Regions from separate parts of the Mus musculus genome. Here region 1 is linked to region 2. A link is a loop called in an ENCODE intact Hi-C map of the cell type or tissue named here. Cell type or tissue: left cerebral cortex. All regions are shown on one strand. Each heading gives the region's core, and the rest is flanking DNA. Links, peaks and the distances in the headings are about the cores only.

Region 1 (5,391 bases), core at 212-5,211, 210 kb before region 2:
CAATTATCTAAATCCCTCCGTTTTGTCCTCACTAGGAGAGTATGGGAGCCATATGATTAGTTTATTTAGAGACATGTGGACATGTAGAGATATGTCTTTTGGTTAACACAACTCCATAACACTTATTTAATTACTACAGTGTTAAGTTTGAGTAGTGAGGCTGTTGAAGAGCCAGAGTCTGAAAGGTCATTTTCAAGCAGAGATGCTCTTTTCTTAGGAAACTCCTTGAGGATCCAGTTTATCAAAATTTTGTCCTGTTGCATTTACTGATCTGTGTAATTTCACATTTAGAAAGAATGCAAAGTAGGTTAGTCAGCAGCTGTTAGACTCTACTAACAAATGACCAGGCAAAGAGAGAGTTTAATAACACACAATAGTGGCTTCTTTCACACATATCTTCAAATATTTTATACCCCCCAACATCCTTCTTCTGTCCATTTTCCTTTTAGGATCCTGGGTTTTGGATAAGAATTAAGGTTTTTTTTTAATGGATTTTAATTTCTCCCCAAATGTTCTCTATCAGATGCTATTTTAGTTGAAGTTTAGATGAGTTTCAAAGTAGTAGTACAAATGTGGATTTACTACCAATCTATCTGTGTAGTATCAAAAGGTAAGGACAAAAATATATTGCAGACAGAGTTGAGTTAATCTTTTTCAGTCTGGCCAATGGTCCTACATTCCATATGGGCATAACATGCAAGGCTGTTTGTGCTGCATTTCTCAAAATGGTCCTGTTAAATGAGCTCTTAATATTGTTTGGAAGCTAATATTAATTGCCCTGGAAAATGTGGATTAAATACTTAAATAAAAGTTCAGTTGCTAAATTTAACATGAAAGAGTTGCAAAACATTGCACTTGGTTAACATTCAATTGTTCAAAGTAATTGAAATTTGAATTTGTTTGCTACTGATTATGAAATAAAGCATTTTTTTGCTATACTTGGACAAAAGATTTGTGTCCTGCATATGCTTGGAATCTGCTGAAATAGCTGCTTTCCTAACCAGCCTTCCTAACCAAATGAGTCATTTGTTTGCTTCATTTCTTCTTAAGACCTGCGAGGAGGTTTTCCAAGCTGTCCCTCTTGTAGCAGATGGAGTTCTCACAGGAGTCCATCCCTATAGCAACAACAGCTGCACTGGCGATTAGTGCTCTATGGGATTTCTGAATAGCTTGTAAGGCCATTGCCATCTGAAAACCTCTCCTTCTACCATTGGGATCCCTGCTGATGCCATTTGGATAATGTCTGGTTTGACCTGAATCTCAGAGGAGACCGCTATCTTGCATATAACTTAAGGAGAACACTCACCATAAAATTAAATTATATGTGGGAAATAGGTATGCTTCTTTTCTAGCTTGTTCTTTTAAATCCTATGACCTGAGTATTTGACTTACTCATACACAGTTATCTGGCATAGATAGGTATATAGCTCAGATTTCATGGTTGAGGAAGAGTAACGTTATGTGGCTTATTGGATTATGCCTTCCATAAAAGCATGGGCCATAACAGAAGTTTTCCATGAATTCAGTTCAGTAGTGAGTGCAGGGCAAGTGGTAAAATCATCCTGCCACACACCTTCTAGGCTGCCAAGCACCTGGCATAGGCTTTCTAGGTGCCTTTTTCATAAATCTGTCAGTGGTCTTTCTAATTTCAAACAAATATTAATACAGTCACAACATTGGTCACATATTGCATAAACATGGGTAGCAGTTCAAGTGCTGCCAGTTTAAAGAGGCTTAGTGGAAATTCTTGACTACCGATAGTGCTAATATGAAGTTTAAAATTTGGAGGGTATACTTGTGAGAATAATTTCAGCCCAATCAATAGGTTTGACAAATATTACCATAATGATGGATTGCATGTGTGGAGCAATCCTGACTTGGTACCAAGATATGCTTTCATTTTTGCTAAACCCACCATTGCTCAGGATCTAGCATCTGGCTTCTTTCAAACTTCTTTGAGTTCCTCTAAGACTGGTGGTCACAGAAAATCAATAGAGGAGCAGGGTGTGGTTTTAGGATTGAATGTTCATGTTTACAGCCACTATGGACTCACTGGGACTTGAGTGCATGGGAGAAAATAGGTCAGGTGGAAACTTAGAAAAAACCTATTGCTTCTGTTACAGAAAAAGCTTTTGCTAACTTACACCAGTAAATTATATATTTAGGGATTTTTTTTTTCAGAAGTAAACCCTGTCTGAAAGCTAATTTGTATGCCTTAGTTTAAGCTCACATCCAGGCTACAACTATTCTGCAGTGAAAAGGAGTCTATCATCAGAGTCCACATATAATTCTAACCAGACACTTGCCTTGTATTCTACAGCCTGCATGTCCAGACTGTCAAAAGGATCATCATTTCACCCCACGGTTTGTGTCAGATAAACACAGTTTTCCTATCATACACTCAGTACAGTGTGATTGCATGTGGCTGCATCGAGAATTTCTTATTTATAGAGTAGAAGCACAGCATCACATGATATCTAAAATGCTACGTGCATCGGGGCTACCTTGGACTCACTCCAAGGACATTTGGAGCTCTTGGAAGTGTTCACAAAGGTACTCATTATAACGGGGTCTTGTTTGGAGCACAGCTCATGAATGTGGACCTTGTGGGTAGTGTTACAAGGAAGCTCGGTTTTGCAGGGATGCGTCCCCTTGCCAGAGAACCGTGTCTGCTTCCCATAAGTGCATCCCTTATGCTGCCAGCTGTTCACTGTTATCATTTGCAGTCTGCAGCCTGGTTCCACTCTCTGGCTTCCTCCAGGGTGAGAGGGAAGCAGGGACACCTGCTGCAGATCTCAGGCTTTTCCTTTCTGCAGTAGCTGTCTCTAATTGCCTTTTTTTCTCCCCAATGCTGGGATTTCAACTTGCTTACTGTCTCTGTGTCCTTACTTTTTCCTTTTGAATGTTGTCTTTGAGAATTTAGAGCATGAATACTGTATTTCCATGATTTGGCACTGCTCTCTCCCCCTCCCCACTAACTTCTCCTATGTCCCCCCTACATGTCAAACTCATAATGACCTCTTTTCCTTTAATTATTATTGTTTTACACACACACACACACACACACACACACACACACACACACACACACACACACGTAAACATGTAAGTATAGCCTGCTGAGTGTATTTATTGTATATTTACAATACATAAGAGTTGAGTGCTCTTATGCATATTTAGGGCTGACTTCCTGGGATTGGATTACATTCCTGGGGGTGGGGAAGCTATTTTTCTTGTCTCTCCAACCTCCTGTTTGTACTTTCTCATTTCCACTCTCCCAAGTTCTGAGAGTGTGCTGTTTCCTGAAAACCCCTCTCCCTTTTGCTTTTTTTCAGTGTCTGTGGCCTCCTATCTTCCTCTCATTTACATGGCTTTTAGCCAGCTGTGACTTGGACCATAGATTGACTCATATACATTTCCTTCAAGCTGTACCCTCACTGCCCTGTTAGCAAGATACTCATTTCTCTTCCCACACATCACTGAGAACATTTAGACTTTGAGTAATGGAAACAATGACTACCAACTCTAGCAGCTCTTTGAATTTCTGTGCGTTGGGGTCCAATTATCATGTGTGCTTACTGTATCATTAGAGCTTGTTTGCCTCAATGAGGGCTTCATGAGTGAGTAACTATATTCATTATTTGGAGTCACTTTCACTATCATCAACACATTAGTCACTTAAAGCTTTTGGGTGAGTCAGATGAGAACAACTGGTAGCTGAGGATTCATAGTTATATTCTTTCAAAAGTCCTTGAAAATAGAAGGGTAGAAATACTTTCCTTCTTTTTCCTGACTATAGTCATAAGTAATAATGTGATGACCCAGTTTCTCAGTTTTGGAGAGAACAAACATTCTTAAGGATTAGACTTTGTAGGAACATAAGTTTTGGGCCTGATTGTTTATGGATGTTTAGTTTCATATGCATGATTTGATATGTGATTAAGTTAGGAACATATTCCTAACATTTCATTTAGCCTTAACTTGAAAGGATTTTGTGTTGGAGAATCTCGATCAGGTTCAGAGAATGAACACTAAAACTTATTTACAGTGACTACAAGGAAGAGAGAAATACCCTTTTTTATATAAAGAGAAAAAACCTTTAAATGCTTTGTCTCATTCAGACTAGGACATTAGGTGGCTGGTAATGATTCCATGCCATTAGCCATCTTGCCTCTATTATAGTTTCATGACTTTCCATTTCATTTCCCCATAGAACTCACTGGCCTCCATAGACATTATTGCATGCTTATACTCCTCTTGTCTTTGGCATTCAGTATCAATCACTTCTTAACATGTATCTCAGGGGTACAACAAGTATCAGTTACAGGTGTGTGACCTTCAATACATGGACCATTCTTTTTCTGCAAGTTGTGAACACTTAATAAATACCATCTAAGGCCATGGTAATAATATGAGCAAACATGGCTATTAGATTCATATGTATCAATGGGGGTGGAGAACCTCTCTTATTGCCATTCCTTGCTTTCTAATCCCATCCATTCTGTCTATGCTCCAGTATCATTTTTTAGACCAGCTTCAGGAGCTTACAATGAGCACCGTGCTAATATAGTACATGAATCTTTGATGAAGTATGGAACATTCTTTCAGGTGTCCTCCATTGGTTTGAGAGGGTATGTAACAACAGTTAATTTTAATAAAATGGGGTCATCCACTGCCAAGTCCCATTCATTTTTTGTGCAAGAAATTCTTTGATTGGACTCCTGGCCATATTGAATACCATCCCATCTCATTATGTTCACAGATGTGATATTGAAAGAGGCTCTGTAGCCAAGGAAGACAAATCCATAAACACAATAACTGCCTATACCAGGGGGAAGAAATTGTAGTCCTTTTCATAATGGAAGAGATATGATATTGTCCTCCATCTCTCTAGAATACCTAAGAAATGAGAGTAACACACACACACACACACACACACACACACACAGACACACAGAGAGACAGACAGAGACAAAGATAGACACAAAGACAGACACACACACAGACACACACAGACAGAGACACAGAGAGAAACAGGGAGAGAGACAGAGAGAGCCAGAAAGAGACAAAGAGAGACAGGGAGTGACAGAGAAAGCCAGAAAGAGACAGGGAGAGACAGAGACAGAGAGGTATTCGTGCTCATAGACTGAATTTCAGTATCTAATATTGAGACATAACTGAGTAGGGGCTATAGGTACATAGCCTTGGTGTACAGAGAACTGTGGAGTAGTTGTTGTAGGAGTGGTTGCCATGGAAGCCTGAGCCTCTTGCTTATGCAATTTAATTATACCCAAGAACAAGTTTGAGCCTGATATTTTATATAATTCCTGCAGGTCATGATGTAATGCTGCTGCTCATGTGTCCAATGATTCCAGTTTACGAAGAATGTCT
Region 2 (5,391 bases), core at 162-5,161:
TTATGTTTCTGCAGGCTAGTGTATTCCTCTTACTTCATACAGATGCATTTAAGCCTTATTTTTCCTCATGTATCATAGAGGATTGAACCTTTCCCCTCATGCACACTGTGTAAGCACTGTGCCATTGAGTTGTATACATGGCCACCACTCATAATTCTTTTGTTTGTTGTTGTTTGCTTTAGTTATGAGACAGTGTCTTATTAACCTTCCTAGGCAATTCTGAAACTCAGAATCCTCCTGCTTTGGTTTCCCAAGGAGCTGGGATCACAGATCTGCAGCACCAGCCCTAGCTTAAGTCAGTTGAGAATATTCTGGTGGGAGAATTGGGCCTTTTCTCTGAGCTTCAGGATCTGCCATTTCCTCATCTTGAGGTAGGGTATCCTCTTCTGTTGTTTGGGCTGTGGCTGACTCCTTCTGGTTGGATTTGAAGGGGTTTCTCCTTTCATAGCTGCTTTTTGTTTCAGGACAAAACAGATGTGCTGCAGGGGTTGTCTGCACTTCTTTCCAGTCAGAATACTATTGGGAAGTGAGCTGAACACCTACTTCCTGAGGCGATGCTTCATCATGATCATATCTTCTTTGTCAAGGCTCTGACCACCTTGCTTCTATCGCTGATTCTTGCTCAGCACCCGTGGCTCTTGAACAACTTTTTCAGTTCCATCTGGGAATATTCGATCTTTCCTCCAGGAGCCCAAATCTTTTAGTAATTCAGTCACATTTGGTGGGCTGGTGACTGAGACGCCTTGCACTCCCATTATGGCTTCTCTCTTGGAAGTTTTATGCACACACGGTTTATAAAGCCACCGCCTCCTAGTGAGATGCCAGCTAAGTAAGTTCATGCTGCAGAAAAGGTCTTCTTTCCCTGAGATTCTGATAGGAGGCTATGTGGACCGGCTGTGATGATTTCCTTAAGCCAGATGCAGATTGGATACAACTGTGGAAACAGCATATAGCAACTGGTTGTGTGTCAGTTACCTGCCCTCCCTTAACACAGACCAGCAGTGCCCCTAAATAAAGTTTTTATTAATTTTTAAGGTGAGAAAGAATGTAGGCAAGTAAAATACAATAATTGCCCAACTTAAAGCACACATGAATTTTACTTATAACTAAGAAGGAAATCTAAGGATGTCTGACCCACCTTACATGTCAGCAGAATACATGTTCATTTCCAGAAACATGTTGAATTGATATGCCAGGTCTATGGACATACCAACGTTACAAGCAATCATGTGCATGCATTCGCGTTTTCACAGTGAAGAAAGAAAAATTTGTTCAACAAAGCTCTCTTAATTGGTACTGAAGATCTAAACAGGAAGCGGCTACACCTTCATCTTCAAGTCTATGAAATTACCAGGAGGAAATGTCCTTGGACAACAAGTGGGTGCTTATCTTCTTTCGGTCTGGGTGCTCTTTTTGGCTGGACTCATTTGAAACACTTACAAGATCTCTTCTGCATGGTAACTAACTCCACAAGGATTCAGTTGCCATGCAACTACATGGTATTCTCCATAGTACTGCCTTTCTTATGATTACAGAGTGAGGAGCTTTTATAGTCATAATAATACCTTACGTTCATGCCAGGCCTTTTACATAAGAAGATCCCAGTAGAGTGAATAGAGTTGTTCTTTATGTAAGTCTTTTCACCAAGCACTAAAAATACCCATGCTTCCAATTTAGCTACATGGCAGCTATCCTCTCCCAGTTAAAATATACAATAGATATTTTGGTAGGAGGTGATATCAGGGATTGTTCTTCAGGTTTTAAATGCAAAGATATTTAGGAGGATATAATAATAATAATAATTTTAAAAAGTGGGGGTCTCTGTTAGATTGTATCTTTGGCATTACAAGAAGGAAGCATCTCTACTCATGAGGGTATCTTGGCTAGTTTTTGTCAACTTGGCACACCAGTTACCTGTGAGAGGGAGTCTTAATGGACTGTCCTGTAGCAATGGCAGTGAGGGTTTTTTGTTTATTTGTTTGTTTTTTGCTTTTTTGTGTTTTTTTTGTTTGTTTGTTTTTTTAATGATTGATGTTGGAAGGCCTAGGCTACTTTGACATCAACCCTGGAATGTAGTCTGGAGTTGTATGAGAAAGAAAGTTGAGTGAGCCAACAACACCATTCTGTAATGCTTTTGGCTTCAGTTCCTGCTTCCAGGTTCCCACTGGGCTTTTTGGTCTGGATCCCTTTAATGGTGGACTGTGAGTTGTGAGCAAAATAAACCCTTTCCTTTCCGAGTTGGTTTTAGTCACTGTTGTATCACAACAATGGGAAAATCCAACTAAAACATAGCAGTCAGAGTTCTTCTTTCTCCTAATGGGTGCAAAGAGGCAGTAATTGAAAGGAAGACCAGATTAGGGGTGACAGAAGGAGTCAGGTTGTGAAAGGAGGTGGTCAGCACAGCTTTACAGGCAGTTTCCACTCATCATTTCTTCCAGGGTACCATTCTGCACCAGATATCCTGCTTTTCACCCAGTGAGGATCACTACAGAGCACTATGTTTAGTTTCTTAAGCAGAAGTTTTTGGTAAAAAAAATCAGGTGTTTTTTAAGAAGTTATTTTAAATGCTTAATTATGTGTATGTATGGGGGGCATGATGGGCTCATGTGCACATGAATGAAGGCCCCAAAGAGGTCAGAGGCAGGGAATGCTCCTGGAACAAGAGGTACAAGTGGATGTGAACCAAAATACCCAGATGCTGGAAACTAAAATTATGTTTTCTGTGAGAGCAGCAGTGAATGCTACTATTAGCCCACATCTTCTGGTCCATTTCTAGATCCAAGATTTTGGGTTGTTTGTTTGCTTGTTTCTGTTTGTTTTTAATGGAAGGAAAGGTTCTCTCTGAAAGTAAACAAGCTTTTGGGTTCCCTGGAAGCTATACTGCTTAGCTTGTAGGATTAAAATGAAAACAATGTAGTGAAGAGATCATAACAGAAAGAGTTTTTGTCTCAATTTTATTATCGAGCTAAATAAAAAATAATTTGAAAGTAAAAGCCTTATTTGTAATAAGAAAATAGCTGCTTCTTCTGACAGTACGTCTTCTAATGTTCCCTGTCTTGTTTGAAGCCCACTCACTTTTATCCCTTCTGTTTCTGCTCCAGTTACTGCCACCCCCCAGCACTAGGACTGTTCCCATGTCTGCACTGCAGTAATTATCTAGTGTTAGTTGCCCTTTAAAATTTATATGGCTCTTTAAATGTATGTCTGTCCTGGTTAACACAACGTTTTAAGTCTCTAGCACAGCTAAAATTGACTACAAGTCTAATTCTGACTGGTAAGATATGGATAGTGATGATTCATGCAAGCTTCAGGTTATTTCTCCCTTCTTGCTGAAATTCCAAACAATGGAGAGTTCCAATTAGAAGCAAGCACCATGACCATGTTTGTTTAGAGGTGTTGAGTCTAATAAACTGCTGTGGCCAGAAATTTCACACTTCCTACCTCTGTATTTAAAGGAACTCAAGCTAAGATGGGGGAGGAGGAAGAAGGTAGAATGTGATCAAGTACTCAAGGCATTCTGCTCTGTACCTGAGTCTTGTACTTAGCTCTCAATGATGTGGCCCAGGCTCTTACCATTGATTGCTCAAGCCACTGATGAATGATAAGGAGATTATGAAATGAGCTTCCCAGAGAAGAGAGCTGGATGTGTTAAAGGCTCTACAGAGCTGATGGGTTGATTAATTATCAGTAATTAAGAGGGATAGAATGTCTCAAGTTCGGAGCCATATTATCTTGGGCTACCTTTGATATTTTCACTTCCATATCTGAATAACATCTATTTTTGAAACTATAAATAAGTCCTTTGGAAACACAAGTTTTCATCGGGGTTCCGGCCCTGAGATGCACCCATGCTCTCCTAGAGGGTTCCACAACCATGTGCATATGTAGATAGCAATGAATTGCCACAGTGGGTATTATGACAAATTGAAAGAAAAAAACATATGAAATTGGGAAAAAAAAAGTAGTAGAAGGGATTGATAAGAAATGGAACAGAAGGGATAGGGCATAAATTTGTTCAAAGCACATAATGTGCATATATAAATATTAAATAAAATATTTTAAAATTTAGTAACACTTCTAGCAGACACCAACCCAAAGGCTAAGAATGTCATCAAATATCATCTGATGCCTGTATTAGAGATGTCTCCACTTTACTATCTGCCTCATGTTCACACAGATGCATTTTTTAAATCATTTTTTTACAGTTTAGTCATTATCCCCCTCCTTCATCCCATTCCTCTTCTCCTGCCTCCAAGAGGATGTCCCCACCCCCACCCCACCAGACCTCCCCACTCCCTGGGGTCTCAAGTCTCTCAAGGGCTAGGTGCCTCTTCTCTCATTGATGCCAGACCAGGTGATCTTTTGCTTGTCTATGTGTTAGGAACCTCATATCAACTAGTGTATACTGCCTTGTTACACCAATGTACTTCTAAACTATCTTGAATTATGACTTTGTTCTGTTCTTTTAAAAACATCATGAAAATCTTACCGCACTATAATAGAATATTTAGGGTAACCTGAGTTTGTTCTCCCAAGTCACAGTCATTCCTATTTGACACCAGCGTAAACCCTGTCTCATTCCATTTGTTATGTGAGCCATGATTTATCATGGAATGAATCCACAATAATATTTTTCAGTAGCTCAGCTTTATGTTTCAAGTTGATTTAATTCTGGTGTTGGTCATGAAGAATTCTGATTCATTAACCAAGATAGACGTTGTGACAAAATGGCTGACTTTGGGGGACACAGAAAGGCTCCCTTAAATTCCAAAGCCAACAGATAATAGAATTACAGAAAGAAAATTTCCAGAATTCTAATGTGTTTTAGGCAGAAAATTTGAAGGAGAACCAAATGAATATTTGGTTTTGAATTAACCCACTCTTTCTATGTTTATCTATAAGCAATGAGACATAAGTATACCTAGAAAATATTATATAGATGCATATATTTATAAGAACAGAACACTGTAATCAATTAAAAATTTAAATCATTTAAATTATTAGTTGCATATAGTTGATACAAATTTCAGCTTTAGACAAGCATGTAAAAATATACTGCTTTGTCCTTTTTAAATATTTTATTTAAAATGTTAATTATGTATGCTTGTGCTTATCTGTGTGTAGACTTTGTCCCCATGAATATGGTGCTCTTAGAGGCTAGAAGAAAGCACTGGATCTCCTAGAGCAGAATTCTTAGTGGTTGTGAGCCACTCACTGCACTTGCATCCCCAGCAAAAATAGCATGTGCTCTTAACTGCAAACCTATGTCTCCAGACTCTGAAAAGATATTCCCTTTAATCAGATTAGAAAAGATTTATTAATATTTAAATATGTTTCTTACAGCACAAAACAAAACAAAGCAAACAAACAAACAAACAAACAAACCTTATG

The links. Peaks named below come from ENCODE experiments on the same cell type or tissue, not always from the same donor. Only the 100,000 strongest peaks of a DNase experiment are listed, where the experiment ranks them.
Region 1: it touches region 2 in a loop (9-fold over the local background); 5 of 42 quality-filtered maps call a loop at or near these places.

The regions. Positions count from the first base shown.
Region 1 is chr1:80,851,903-80,857,293 of GRCm38, forward strand. No RefSeq gene overlaps it. Among named protein-coding and RNA genes, the nearest start is that of Dock10, 96 kb to the left of the region's middle. In left cerebral cortex, for the core only: no CTCF peak of the experiment used is centred there; DNase peaks (open chromatin) are centred at 1,075, 1,968, 2,686 and 3,453; H3K4me3 peaks cover 270 bases; H3K27ac peaks cover 2,309 bases.
Region 2 is chr1:81,061,457-81,066,847 of GRCm38, forward strand. No RefSeq gene overlaps it. Among named protein-coding and RNA genes, the nearest start is that of Nyap2, 13 kb to the right of the region's middle. In left cerebral cortex, for the core only: no CTCF peak of the experiment used is centred there; DNase peaks (open chromatin) are centred at 1,535 and 3,287; H3K27ac peaks cover 2,979 bases.